Linked DNA regions of Homo sapiens: region 2 is linked to region 1. The links are chromatin loops, found by intact Hi-C in ENCODE. Cell type or tissue: HCT116. All regions are shown on one strand. Each heading gives the region's core, and the rest is flanking DNA. Links, peaks and the distances in the headings are about the cores only.

Evidence for each region. Hi-C counts contacts between places; a loop is a spot of excess contacts. Peaks named below come from ENCODE experiments on the same cell type or tissue, not always from the same donor. Only the 100,000 strongest peaks of a DNase experiment are listed, where the experiment ranks them.
Region 2: it touches region 1 in a loop (13-fold over the local background); 96 of 110 quality-filtered maps call a loop at or near these places.

What each region holds. Positions count from the first base shown.
Region 1 is chr12:132,425,135-132,432,367 of GRCh38, reverse strand. It overlaps LOC105370092, which reads left to right. Exons shown (of 4, transcript XM_047429966.1): 4 at 1-7,233. Among named protein-coding and RNA genes, the nearest start is that of MUC8, 46 kb to the left of the region's middle. RefSeq lists a silencer at 1,760-1,929 and an enhancer at 3,159-3,693. In HCT116, for the core only: a CTCF peak has its summit at 2,667 (motif pointing left); DNase peaks (open chromatin) are centred at 1,837 and 2,516; H3K4me3 peaks cover 904 bases; H3K27ac peaks cover 426 bases.
Region 2 is chr12:132,610,483-132,617,715 of GRCh38, reverse strand. It overlaps LRCOL1 (leucine rich colipase like 1), which reads left to right and starts at 7,134. Exons shown (of 6, transcript NM_001195520.2): 1 at 7,134-7,233. In HCT116, for the core only: a CTCF peak has its summit at 2,616 (motif pointing right); a DNase peak (open chromatin) is centred at 2,655.

The sequences.
Region 1 (7,233 bases), core at 1,626-4,125:
CAGCCTGGGGCCAGGAGTCTGGAGTCAGGCATCGTGGGGCCGAGGCTCCAGGGGAGGATCCTGCCACCCGGTCTGGCCTCTGCTGGCACCCAGGTGCTGGCTGTGGCTGCAGCGCTGCAGTCTCTGCCTCCTTCCCTTGCGTCTCCTCCTTGTCTCTGTTTTCTCTTCTTATAAGGATGCCTGTGTTTGGATTTAGGGTCTACCCTCATCAGCTGGGCCTCATCTTAACCAACTCCACCTGCAAAGGCCCTGTTTCCAGATGAGGCCGCAGCCTGAGGTTCTGGGTGGACACCATTCTACCCAGTACCACGTATGTACATACTCACGGAACCCTCCAACGCTCCTAAGAGAGGGGCCCCTGATGGTCCCCAGTTTACAGGCGTGAAAGTTCCAGGAGGAGGCTGAGCTGCACAGGGTCACTGGGTGCTGGGCACTTGCCCCCGTCGCCAGCTGCTGCCCAGAAACCACCCCCACACTTTGTGACCTGCAGCAACACCAGGGATGATTTTTATCCTGAATCCACAGCTCGGGCAGGTTTGCTGCGGACGGCTTGTTTCTGCTACACTTGGCAGGAGCTGGGGCTGCCCACACGCTGGGGGCCGAGTTCGCCCAACGCTCAGGCACCTGGTGGGTCGTGGTGGCTGTCGGCTGAGCCCTGGCCAGGCTGTGACCAGACACCTGCAGGGGCTCCTCTGTGTGGTCTGGGCTCCCACACAGCCTGGCAGCTGGTTCCATGAGTAAGAGCCCAGAGCCCCCAGCCCAGAGCCCAGAGCCCGGAGCAGGCCAAGTGGGCCGGCTGCAGCCTTCTGCCCTGTGCTCCTCCCCAGCCCGCCATGAAGGCCGTGCATTCAGGCAGCGGGGAGCGGGGCTCCTCTCCACGGGGGGGTTGAGGGGGAAGGCAAAGGTCTGGAAGAACACGCAGGACTGAAAATATTGTTTCGGCCATGTGTGCATTTTTGGCACAATCTACCATATTAGTAGACGCCAGTTCCAAACCTGGAAACTTGAGCCTCTGGACCTAGGTCTCTGGATCCTCAGCACGGACCAAGCCGCATCTGGGGAGCGCCTGCCGGGGAGCCAAGCCCGCAGGAGGGGCAGGTGCTGGCGGGGGCCGTCACTGCAGTCCTCATATGGTTAGGCCGGGGAATGATATTTCCTCTCCACCTCTCTCGGTGGACCCTAAATCCAAGAGAGAAGACATCTTTCTCACGGCAGCCCCATCTCAGGCAGATCCTGTCGTTTGCAGCCTCTGACCTGTGGGAGGAGCCCAGGCCTGCCGGGAGGCGGGTGCACACTCACAGAACGTGCAGCGCAGGTGTGCACTCTAGAGCCCACCTCAGTGCTGAGGTCGACGTCACCCCCGGGCTCTTGGGCCGTGGCCAACGGCAGGTATGTTGCAAATCTGAACAGCATGGTGTTTCTAAATGTGGGACCTTTGCCCCCAAATCCAGACTTCCGGCTTTTCTTTTTTCTATTTTTTTTTTTTTTTGAGACGGAGTGTCGCTCTGTCGCCCAGGCTGGAGTGCAGTGGCGCGATCTCAGCTCACTGTAAGCTCCACCTCCCAGGTTCACGCCATTCTCCTGCCTCAACCTCCTGAGTAGCTGGGACTACAGGCGCCCGCCACTACGCCCGGCTAATTATTTGTATTTTTAGTAGAGACGGGGGTTTCACCGTGTTAGCCAGGATGGTCTCGATCTCCTGACCTCGTGATCCGCCCACCTCGGCCTCCCAAAGTGCTGGGATTACAGGCGTGAGCCGCTGCGCCCGGCCCCAGCTTTTCTTTAAAAGAACAGAAGGTGGAGCAAGGCTGAGTCCACACCCTGCGAGTCAGGAAGTAGCTGCAGCTGTCTGCGGGCCGCCGCCTCGCCCCGCGGGCTCCTGCCTGCTGTGCCACGCCCCTCACTGCTCCCCACCGCGTTGCAGCTGGCGCTCCACCTGCCGCTCACCAGACCAGGGCTGGCAGCCCCTTCCCAGACCTGCCTCTCTGTGATCTCATGTGACCATGGCAGCTGCAGCTGTCTGTGGGCTGCACACCCGGGCACGGTGGCAAGCTCCCGGGATGGGGGATGATGAGCAACCCTCAGATGGCCCCACAGTGTGCCAGGTATCGCCCTTACACACCTGTAAGGGCGTCACCTCATTTCATTCTCATGACAGCTCTCTGGGGGGGGGCATCATCACTATCACCTTACAGATAAGGAAGCTCAGGCACCAAGAGGTTAGATAACTTGCTCCAGGTCACATAGGGACGATGAGCGTTGCAGGTGTGTGCAGGTGTGCATAGGTGTGTTCCAGTGTGTGCAGGTATGCCCATGTGTGTGCAGGTGTGCTCCAGTGTGTGCAGGTGTGCTCAGGTGTGCGCAGAGGTTCCCAGGTGTGTGCAGGTGTGCCCAGGTGTGTGCCGATGTGCCTAGGTGTCTGCAGGTGTGCTCAGGTGTGTTGAGTGCCAGGCACGAGGAGCCGAGGCCCTTCCACATGTCTTACCCCAGGCTCCAGCGGCCCAGTTCCAGGGTGGGAGGTCTGCCAAGGCCTCATGGCCGCCTGCTCAGGATGGGGGAGGGCACCTTCCCCTTCTTGGCCATCTGCCCAGTCCTCTCGGGGTTGGGGGCTGTGCTGGAGGGGGCGGGCAAGGACGTGCCTACGCTGTCATCTGGTGGCTGCCTCCCAGGAACTAGGGAATTCCAGGTTCCTGTCCAGAGTCCACCCGCAGGCTCCTGACACCAGTGGCTCCCCCAGGCCCAGAGGACGCAGGCTGCTGAGGGGCTGCAGCCCATCAGGGTCCCTGCCTGAGCCCCGCTGTCAGGCAGGCATCCCACAGGAGCACCCTGGGCTCTGCTGCCTTCCCGCGGTTTCCTGTTGTGGGCAGGGCCACAGGGGCTGTTGGGGAAATTCAAGGCCTGGGACCTGGGAACTTCCAGCCTGGGGAGGGAGACGGGCGAGGGCCAGGAGCGGGTTTCAGGAAGTGACCAGTGCCCTGGGAGAGGGAGAGTGGCCGCAGGTGGCTGCTTCCCACAGGCCCCATGGAAAGGACATCTGAGCTGAGGCCTGAGGATGGGAGAACCCTCATGTGTGAAAATGGGGAAGTGGGCGGGAGGTGGGGAGGTGGGCAAGTCGGCAAGTCACAGGGCGTGGGGTAGGAGCTTGAGCGTCACCGTCGGGAAGAGGCCGTGTGGTCAGGGAGGGAGGAGGGTGGCTGCCGTTGGCAGCTGTCAGATGGGACTCGCAGGCAGGTTTCGGACAGGTTTCCTTTCCCAGGCCATCTGCGAGAACAGAGACGAGGGCTTGGATCAGTTTCTGTCTGAGTTGGCGCCTTCCCAGGCTGGCTGTTGGCTCTGCTCCCTTCTGGGACCTGTTGGGATGAGCAGATCAGGGAGTATTTTGAGCCGAAAGGTACGTGGGGAAACTGGGACTGACAGCGAATTCCCTGTCTGCGTTTGCCCACATGAGTTTTTCTTTGTGCTCTTGTGCTCTCAGGAATTCAGCCTCTGAATCCCTCCTGGGCCTGGGGTGGAGCAGGGTGAACACATACGGAAGCGTAAACACAGCGGGCCGACTTCAGCCTGCAGCTCAGCCCTGCGGTCTCCTGGGCAACGCGCTGCGTGGGGACATTGTCTCTCACCTGAAAAGCTGCTTACGGGCCCCCACCTCGTCGTGGGTTTAAAGCGGATTAATGGGAGGGTTGGTGGTTCTGGGGCTGGCAGGGCTTCCCAGCAGGGGCAGCCCCTTCATGTGGTGGCGAGCTTGGTAGTGACAACAGGCAGGCCGCTGTGCCCCGGGTGGGTGGCTGGAGCTGGGCGTGGGGTGTCTCCCCGTGAGGACTGTCTGCCCTGCCCGCTGCTCACAAGCCTTCTGCGTTTCCCACCACGCTCTCCTCACCTTCTACTGGGAGGAAGGTCCCAGGGCACGGGAGGGACCCTGTCTAGAGTGGAGCTGGGCTGCCCCATCTCAGGTCATGGGTCACGGCTGCCCCATCTCAGGTGACGGCAGCCCCCTTCAGGTGAAGGCCAAGGCGCGGCTCTTCTCCTCCCAGCCTGAAGCAGATCCTGTTGTCTGCAAGTACCCAGCATCCGATGGCTTCTCACGGCCTCCACCCCGGCCACCTGGTCCGAGACACTGCTGTCTCCGGCCTGGACTGGTGCAGTAGCCAGCAGCTGCTGCTCTCGCCCTCTATGGGGCAGCCTCACACGGCCCGTGGTGCCCCTGCTGGTGCTCAGTCCTTGTGCGCTCCCTCCCTTGAGCATGTGCGGGACCTGTGGTTTATCTCAAATGAATAGAAAATGGCAAAAGCAATGGGGTGTCACTTCCAAATCTGGTCGCGGAAAGACCCTGGTCTATCTTGCTCATCCCTCTCACCCTCTCCCACGGTCTGGTGAAACCAGTGGCTGTGCCGAGAGCTGCCATGGGGCAAGAGACTGAGGGCGGCTTCCAGCTAAACGCCAGTGAGGAGCTGAGGCCCTGAAGAACTGAATCCCGCCCAGAACTACATGCCTGAGCTCGGAGCCATTTCTTCCCCATGGGAGATGAGACCCCTGCCCAGCTGAGTCCGGATTGCAGCCTGTGAGACCCTGAGCCTGCGGATCCAGCCAAGCCATACCTGATCCTTGATCTAAGGAAAATGGGAGCTGATAAGTGTGTGCTGTTTTCAGCTGCCAAGTGTGGGACCCTTTGTGATGCTGGAGTCAGTAGATGCCGCAGGCTCACCCCGCCCTCTCCTCCCAGCCAGCATGATTATGTCAAGACCAGATCAGCTCACAGCACTTCCCTGCTCATGGCTCCTAGTGTCTCAACAGCCCCAGGCCCTGCCCCATTTGTCACCTCCCAGCCACCCACCCCAGGCCCTGCACTGTTCGTCACCCCCTGGCCACTGCCTGCTCCCCAGGCCTGCCCTGTTCATCACCCCCCCAACAGGCCTTGAACCATTCATCACCCCCCGGCCACCAGCCCCAGGCCCCGCCCCGTTCGTCACCCCCCCCCGCCACCCACCCCAGGCCCCGCCCCGTTCATCACCCCCCCACCGGCCACCCGCCCCAGGCCCTGCTCCGTTCGTCACCCCCCGGCCACCCGCCCCAGGCCCCGCCCCGTTCGTCACCCCCTGGCCACCGCCTGCTCTTTCCTTGCTTCCTGGCCTTGAGCCACATGGGGCAGTTTCCTGAACATTCCCACTGTGTTTGCACAGGAGGTTCCCTCTGCCTGAGATGCTGCTCCCTCACGCCTTCCAACATCAGCTTCTCAGTGAGCCCCTCCCTGATCTCTCTGCTTAGCCTCAGATTCCTCCCGTGTCCCTGCCGCTCCTGCTTATTTGTCTCTGCAGGATTCATCAGCATCGGGCCCTTCCAGCTGTCAACCTACCCCCGCTGCCACTGGGACGCACACTCCACAAAAGCAGGGTTCTCCTGTGTCTTCTCTCTCCCCTGCAGCACCCCCAGGGCCTAGAGCAGTGTCTGACACACGGTGGAGTCTCAGCAAACATTTGTTCAAGGAGTAAACCGCAGGAGTGGAGGGCAAATCCAAGCGTGAGCCTGAGCCTGCGTTGCTGCGGGAATGTGAGCAGGTGCCCCGGTCCACCCCGGCAGAGGCCTCCCCCGCCCAGCGCGTTTCGCCACATCTCCTCTGGCCAACTGAGTCCTCGCAGAAAGGTGTGTCAAACAGATCATTCCTCCACCTGCATCCCTGAGTGAGGACAAACAGCAGGTCCCCTGAGGACGTGTGAGAGCAGTTGCCTGAGTGAGAGATACGCCTTCGCCATTGAAGGCACTGAGTCTGGGGACTGTTTGTTAGAGCAGCAGAACCAAGCAATCCTGACAGCGCAGAAACCAGCTCCAAGAAATGAGGTGCTGCCGCAGCCACAGGGCACCTGGAGCACGTGTCCTGCTCACGTGGAGGACAGAGAGAAGGCGGGGCAGAGGCCGGAGCACACTCGGTGTGGAACACTCGGTCAGACTGGACTCGGCAACTTGGAAGTTGGACCATGAACCTGACGAAACCGCAGCTCTAGGGAAAGGCTGGAAAATCGCACGTCGGCAGACATGCCAGTGAGATCTTTTGAGGAGCCAGACCCAGACAGGAATTGTCCATCCTGCCAGCAGGCGTGAAAGTGAACAAGGAGATTTCAAAATATGACACTCCCAGAAAGCTGGAAGAGCCGGCTGACTGTAGACTCCAAGTGATCAAGAAAGTGCACTGACAAAAGTCTCAAGCAGGGCACGGCGTCACAGCCTTGTTCATCTCCCGTGCATCGAGGCGTCTCATGGTGAAGGTGCCATGTGGGCATGGTGATTTTCACTTGGACAAAACGGCGCAGGGGAAAGTGACCAGGTAGGGAGAGGAGGATGACGTCCCTGAAACTCAGCTGAGCCATCGGCATGGGCGGAAGGCTTTGTGGCCCTGGGAAGGTCGATGGCGGAGGAGCTGCAGGGGTGGCTGCTGCATGTGGAGCTGGCTGAAGCCAGAGATGAGAAAGCTCCTGGGGTCTCGAGAGAGTCGCGATGACAGGATGGCACCCACTCAGTCTACAAGAGAAACGTGTGCGTTAATGCAAACCACCACTAACTCCTGCGACCAGGAGGTGGGCGGCGAAGACTCACCGGCCCCAAGGAAGGCGTGTCCTGGGTACCCACCTCGTACTGGCCGAGAAGGGTCATGGAGGAATCAGAAACCTCTCGGAGGGCAGAGCCAGGGGCCTCGGAGGATGGCAGAAAGGGAGGTGACCTTCAGGTAGGAACTGAATCTGGACTGAGTGAGGGAGCGTGGACCAGCACCAGGGTGGGTGCTCAGGGGCCTTCCCGGGGGTTTCAGGTCCTCTGTGGACCAGCGACTGCCGCCATCTCCCTTCTCTCTCTCCCTGCTGCTGGGGCCATCATGTCCATTCCCTGCCACCCACTGTGCACCGAGCATGAGGGAGGCAATGACCAATCTCTTCAGTCTGTGAGTCTCCGGTGAAGAGGTGTCTGGGGTCACCCAGACCCGATATGGCTGTGATTTGGGGTCGTCTCACCTGGGGAGCCATGACGGGGAGTGAACACAGTCGATTAGTCCAGAAGGCAGACGTGGAAGTCAGTGGCGCCGCCCACTAATATTTTGGCCTCCTTTTCCAGACGCATTTAGGATTATGCTTTCCCTCTCTCTCCAAGTTAGGCCCGGCCATGTGACCTGCTTTGGCCAATGAAATTCTAGCCTTTAAACACGAGTTCATGATGCTTCCTGCTTTGGGGATTGTGGATGTGTGTTGACAC
Region 2 (7,233 bases), core at 1,431-3,930, 190 kb before region 1:
TGTGAATAGTGCTGTTATAAACACTGGTGCATAAGTATTTGTTTGAACTGTTAAATTAACTCAATTAACAGGCTGCCTCTGTGCCTTGAGTTTCTAGGTAACAACAAACTGCAACCTAATGTACCACAGAAACAAGCTAAAAGCTTAACCTATGAGTATATTTTGGAACAAATAGCTGGGTCTCAGCCAGTCACAGGCTGCTAACTGATCTGATCATGCCATATAAGGCAAACATTTCAAGCAGTAACAAAATCAAGCTAATTGTGATTTTTTTTTTTTTGTATCTCACTTCTGTGTTCTATCTATAAAAACTTCCTGCCCACATTACAGAGTGGAGCTCTCGAACCTCCCCCATTGGTTCTGAGTGCTGCCCAATTCATGAGTTGTGTTTTGCTCAATTAAACTCTGTTGGCTGGGCACAGTGGCTCATACCTGTAATCCCAGCACTTTGGGAGGCCAACATGGGTGGATCACTTGAGATCAGGGGTTCGAGACCAGCCTGGCCAACATGGCGAAACCTCGTCTCCACTAAAAACACAAAAGTTAGCCAGGTGTTGTGGCATCTGTAATCTCAGCTACTCGGGAGGCTGAGGCAGGAGAATCACTGGAATCTGGGAGGTGGAGGTTGCAGTGAACTGAGATTGCACCACTGCACTCCAGCCTGCATGACAGAGGGAGACTCTGTCACACACACACACACACACACACACACACACACACACACACACAAACTCTTAAATTTAATTTGTCCAAAGTTTTTGTTTTAACAGTTTGGTGTCAGAAGTGGGATCTGAAGTAGACCTCCAGCCACCCCCTAGGAGCACTGAATGCTCAGTAGGGCCTGTGTGCCTGCTGATCTCTCAAAGCATCTAGAGTCATAGGTGAGTTCTCTCTGCTGGATTTGTGCTCTATGACCATGTGTTTTGAGCCCTCTACTTTGAGCAATTCTTTTTTTTTTTGAGATGGAGTCTCACTCTGTTGCCCAGGCTGGAGTGCGGTGGCGTGATCTCAGCTCACTGCAACCTCCGCCTCCCAGATTCAAGCAATTATCCTGTCTCAGCCTCCCAAGTAGCTGGGATTACAGGCACATGCCACCGCGCCCGGCTAATTTTTTTGTATTTTAGTGGAGACGGGGTTTCACTGTGTTGCCTGGGCTGGTCTCAAACTCCTGAGCTCAGGCAATCCACCTGCCTTGGCCTCCCAAAGTGCTGGGATTACAGGCATGAGCCACGGCGCCCGGCCTTGAGCAATTCTTAGACCGGAATGGGTCCAGGATTGAATTGGATCCAAAACTTAACTCTATTGTATCCAGTTAGAGGCCTTGAGTAGGTCCCTTTTGGCTTGGGTTTGTCTGAATCCAAGGAGTCTGCGTGCCGCCTTCTGGGACGTTTGCTAATTATGTGTGTAAGAACTATGGACCCAGAACTTGTGCACATTTTAGAAAAATCGGCTAACCCCAAACTCAAAAAGACCCCTCCAGATTCTTGGAACCGTACACCTTTCGGAGACCTTAAGGTGAAGCTAACCAGGGAAGTTTTCCCCAGAAGCAGACGGGATCCTAAATGTGGACAGCTTTTCCAAGATCATGGGTTGAGACTTCTCTGCCATCATGACAGCCTTAGCCTCCCCCTGGCCCCTTATTTCCTGCTGTCTGAATCTTTTCCTTTTCATTACAGGAAAATCCACAGCACCATAATGTGTGGATGGCGTCAGCTAAGGCTTACGCTCTAGGAAAAACCCAGAGTGGTAGTTGGGTTTGTGGGTTAATGTCAAAAGCCAGGAAACTACATCAATCCCTGTCATTTTTCACGATGACGGTCACTCTGGAACTCCCAGGGGAGAGTGGAGAGCGTCCCCATGTGTCCCAGGGGAGACTGGAGAGTGTCCCCATGTGTCCCAGGGAAGAGTGGAGAGAGTCCTCGTGTGTCCCAGGGAAGACTAGAGAGCGTCCCCGTGTGTCCCGGGGGAGAGTGGACAGCCCATATGTCCCAGGGGAGAGTATCCCCGTGTGTCCCAGGGAAGAGTGGAGAGCGTCCCCGTGTGTCCCGGGAGAGAATGGACAGTGTCCCCGTGTGTCCCAGGGGAGAGTGGACAGTGTCCCCCTGTGTCCCGGGGGAGAGTGGGGAGCGTCCCCATGTGTCCCAGGGAAGAGTGTTCCCGTCCCTGTGTCCCAGGGGAGAGTGGAGAGCATTCCCGTGTCCCAGGGGAGAGTGGGGAGTGTCCCCGTCCCTGTGTCCCTAGGAAGAGTGGACAAACACACTCTCCTTTATGTTCCAGACACCGCTGCTATCACTTTCATATACCCGCTGAAACGGTGTTCTGACCTTTCCAATTAATAATCCAAACACTGCTCATATGTAAAGCGTGCCTGAACGATGCCTTCAGAAGGTAGATGAGGCTCCAGGCATCACATACTCAAGACCTGGGAGTTCTCTCTGTGGGTGGGAGACACGGCATGTGTGATGTCACTGGATTGAGTCCAGTGAGGTCCCTTTCCATTAACTGTGGTTACACACCCTCACAGCACACTGTAAAGGGAAAAGCTTCATACCGGAGCTTTTCCGCTGGACCTGCTTCGGGAGCTGTACTGACATGTGGGTGAAAACGTGTCACTGACTTCTGCTCAGATGCCACCAGGTGGCGCCCTTTTCCAGCCCCCGAGAGCTTCTGCTGGGTCTGTGGAGAATCCGCTGTTGGGCCTCCTCACTGGTTTGAATCTTGCAATTTGGTCCGGCTCAGTCCTGCCTTCCAAGTAGCTTCCCCTGACAGTTCCCACCCAGGATACCTCCCATAATCGGAGGCCAAAGCAGTCAACAACCAAAATTAGCACCAGCCTTGAAATAAATGAAGTTAGTTTTCACTGAAGAAAGTTTCCATTAGAATTCTTGGTGGTGGTGAGGTGCTGGTTGTGTGGAATTCTAACCTAATTAGTAAATTGGGGAACATCTTGGGCTTTGTGGCCAACCCGACCTCCCAGGATTTTTTTTCCCCCCAGAACTCCATGAGTTCACTCCCAGGGATTTAGACGGGTGGAAGTCACGCTCTGAAAGGTGGATTACTAGAAATCACACAGCTTTAGGTCTGTTAAAGGATATCTGCAAAACAACAAACAAACAAACAAAAACCCAGTTAACAACTTTCTTCCTAAAAATTATTTTTTATTGTAATAAAACATTTAACATGAGACCCACCCTTTTAACAACATTTTAATTGAACAATACAGTATTGTTAACTACAGGTGTGATGTTGTATAGCAGACCTGGAACATACTCATTTTGCATAACTGAAACTGAAACTTTATCCCTGTTCAGGAGCAATTCCCTTTTACCCTCTCTGCAGCCTCTGGCAACCACCATTCTACTCTCCACTTCTATGAGTTTGACAACATAATTTTTTTTCATAATTTTTTTTGAGATAGGATCTCACTCTGTTGCCCAGGCTGGAGTGCAGTGGTGCAATCCTAGCTCACTGCAGCCTTGACCTCCGGGCTCAAGTGACCCTCCCACCTCAGCCTCCTGAGTAGTTGGGACCACAGGCACGTGCCACCACGCTAGGCTACTTTTTCCATTTTCTGTAGAGACAGGGTCTCACTGGGTTACCCATCAGCCTGGTCTCGAACTCCTGGGCTCAACTGATCTTGCCTTGGCCTCCAAAAGTTCTGGAATTATAGGCACGAGCCACTGTGCTCAAGTGACAACATAATTCTTTTTTTTTTTTTGAGATAGTATTTGACTCTGTCACCCAGGCTGGAGTGTGGTGGTACGATCTTGGCTCACTGCAACCTCCACCTCCTGGGTTCAAGCGATACTCTTGCCTCAGCCTCCTGAGTAGCTGAGACTCCAGGTGTAAGACACCATGCCTGGCTAATTTTTTATTTATTTTTTGGTAGAGATGGGGTCTCCCTATGTTACCCACGCTGGTCTCGAACTCCTGGGCTCAAGCGATCCTCCCACCTTGCTCTCCCAAAGTGCTGGGATTACAGGTGTGAGCCACTGTGCCCGGTTGACATAATTTTTTTTTTTTGAGACAGAGTTTCTCTCTTGTTGCCCAGGGTGGAGTAAAATGGTGTGATCTCGGCCCACCGCAACCTGCACCTCCCAGGTTCAAGCTATTCTCCTGCCTCAGCCCCCCGAGTAGCTGGGATTACAGGCATGCACCACTATGCCTGGCTAATTTTGTATTTTTAGTAGAGACAGGGTTTCTCCATGTTGGTCAGGCTGGTCTCAAACTCCAGACCTCAGGTGATCCACCCCCTTCGGCCTCCCAAAGTGCTGGGATTACAGGCCTGAGCCACAGCACCCAGCCAGCATGGTCTTTCTTAAAGGCTCTTAAAAGAGGGCTCTTGGCCCCTGCTGGGATTACAGGTTTGAGCCACCCCACCTGACCTGGTTGACATAGTTTTGAATGGTGAAGAGAATAATTGCTTTTCCCCTGCACTCAAGAGTAAGACAAAAGTGTCCTCTCTTGCCACTTCTATTCAATATTATGCTGAAATTCTAGTTATGACAAGTAGGTAATAAATTGAGAAAAACTGCAAAAGAAGAAAGATCATCTCTATATGCAGATGGTATGATATTGTATAAGGGAAACCCTAAGGAATCCACTGGAAACTGTTAGAGCTATTAAGTTCAGAGAGGTTTCAGGATACAACATAAACATACAAAAATCAGTTATATTTTCTTTCTTTTTTTTTTTTTTTGAGACAGGGTCTCACTCTGTCACCTAGACTAGAGTACAATGGTACCATCTTTGCTCACTGCAACCTCCGCTTCCTGGATTCAGGCAATCCTCCCATCTCAGCTTCCTGAGTGGCTGGGAATACAGGCATGCACCACCACACCCAGCTAATTTCTTATTTTTGTATGTTTTGTAGAGACAGGGTTTCCCATGTCTTGAACTCCTGGACTCAAGCAATCCACCCTCCCCAGCCTCCCAAAGTGCTGGAATGACAGGTGTGAGCCGCCACGCCTGGCCAAGTTTAATTATTTTAGATTCTTCAGGCAAGTGGAATCATGTAGCATTTGTGTTTCTGTGCCTGGCCTGTCTCACTGCATACTGCCCTCAAGGGACACCCATGTTGTAGCATATGGCAGCAGTTTCTTCTTTTTTAAGGCTGAACAGTATTATGTTGCCTGGACACACCACACTTTATCCATCATTCATCCATCAACGGGCATTTAGGTTGTTTCCCACTAATCTACTTTCTGTATCTATGGATTTGCCTGTTCTGGACATTTTCTATACACTAACAGATTTATTTTTATTTGTTTAAAGCCTTCTCTCTCAAAAAAGTTTATAACATTTCTGAGATATAAGTCACATATTATACAATTCACCCATTTAAAGTGTACCTTCATTGTTATTAGTATAATTACAAGATTGTGCAAACTCCACCATGATGTAAATTTAGGATACTTTCATCACTCCAAAAAGCTTGCTCCCCTCCCCTCCCCATCCCGCCCTGCCTCCCCTTGCCTCCTGCCCTACACGCTTCCACTGGGTGAGGAAGTGTGTAGTCCCTGAGCTGTCTCTGGGACTCACTTTTGGCCAATAGAATGTGGTTGAGGTGATGTTGTGTGACCTCTGGGTAGGTCAGAAGAAGCCTTGCAGATCCTCCTGGGGCTCTTGCTCTGGGGAAGGTGCTAGCCACCCTGGGGCCGTCATGTTGTGAGGAAGCCTCTGCGAGCCTCATGGGGGCCGCGTGAAGAGGAGAAGAGTTGATGGGCTCCCAGCCCATCAGTCCCTCCAGCTACCAGATGCAGGAGTGAAGGAGCCATCTTGGACACAGCCCTGTTGAGTCTTCAGATAATTGTCGGCAGCCTAGCTGCTACCTGAAAGCTGATGCCTAAGCAACACGTGTGAGAACCGCCCAGCTGAGCACAGTCAAACTACCTGAAAGCTGATGCCTAAGCAACACGTGTGAGAACCGCCCAGCTGAGCACAGTCAACCCACAGACACAGCGACCATCACAAGTCATGTTTTTGGGCTAACTGAGTTTTGGGTGCTTTGTTTTCTGGTGGTCGACAGTGCAGGTGCTGCATTAGACTGGGTACATGTGCTCCTCGTTCCTGTTGCCAGAGGCCAGGGCTCACTCTGAATTCCCACCCTGACTCCCCACATTCACACCCCTCAGCGTCCCCACTGCTCTTCCCTGCCTCTCTCTCTGCTCCTTGTTCCCCCAGCCCTGCCTGACTGAGCCTCCTATCCCCTCTGGCCGGGCATGCATGCTATCGCATGGGTCCTCTTGCTTCCAGCCTCGCCCTGCCCATTACAGAGGCCACCATGCACCCAGGAGCTTCCACATCCTGCCTGTGGTTCTCACCCGAGACCCCTTTAATGGTCTCGGCGTTCAAAAGGGCAGCATGACTGGCACTCGAGCTCCAGGGCTGGCTCCTCCCCGCCCTCTCTAGTGTCCCCCTGGGCTGTCCCTGGCCTCCCCACCCTCCCCGCCTCAGCTCCCCAGACACTGGGCCGTGCCCCGCCCCTCCTCCCCGTGCCCGGCGCTCTCCTCGCTCTCCCATCCCCACTGGGCCGTGCTCCTGGCAGCAGGTGTCCTGCAGGTGTCTCTGTGAAGTCTCCCTGGCATCCCTGCTGTGCGGTGTCCCCCTGGCACCTCCGTCGTGCCCCTAACGACGCCCACCACTCTCTGCGCAGTGTGTTCGTTGCCAGGCCCAGCTCTTGCACTGGACTGAGAGCACCAAGTTGACACCGGGGCACAGCCTGCTCCCCCGCTGAGCCTGCCGCGGCGCCTGGCACATGGTCGATCACAAATAAATAACGAGCAAACAGCCCATACGTGTGTACTGCATAAGCAGATGCATGTGGAGATAAAGAAAGACCACCCAGACGACAGCAAGCCCAGGCTCTGAGTTCGGAGCTTGGGAGCGCCCCACCCTGAGATCAGCAGGCAGGGGGAGGGGCACAGGTCCCTCCGCTTAGGGTGGTGGGGATGCTGTGGGGAAGGCAGGGGCGGCTGATGGAGAGTCAGGTGTCCGGTGGTTGGTGATAGGACGTGTTTGGCGTCCTCTGGTTGGTCCTGAGTTGGAAGTGGGGGCAGAACACAGAGAAAAAAGCTCTGCAATTGGCTGCAGAGGCGGAGCTGCTGCTTCCAGCTTCTTTGTGGTCCGGAGTCAGTAGCCTTGTGGGACTGGCCCCTGTCCAGACGCCTACACTGAGCCTCTCATGTGGGGAGATGAGCGTCTTTCTCCTGGGACCGAAGGAGGGAACAAGAC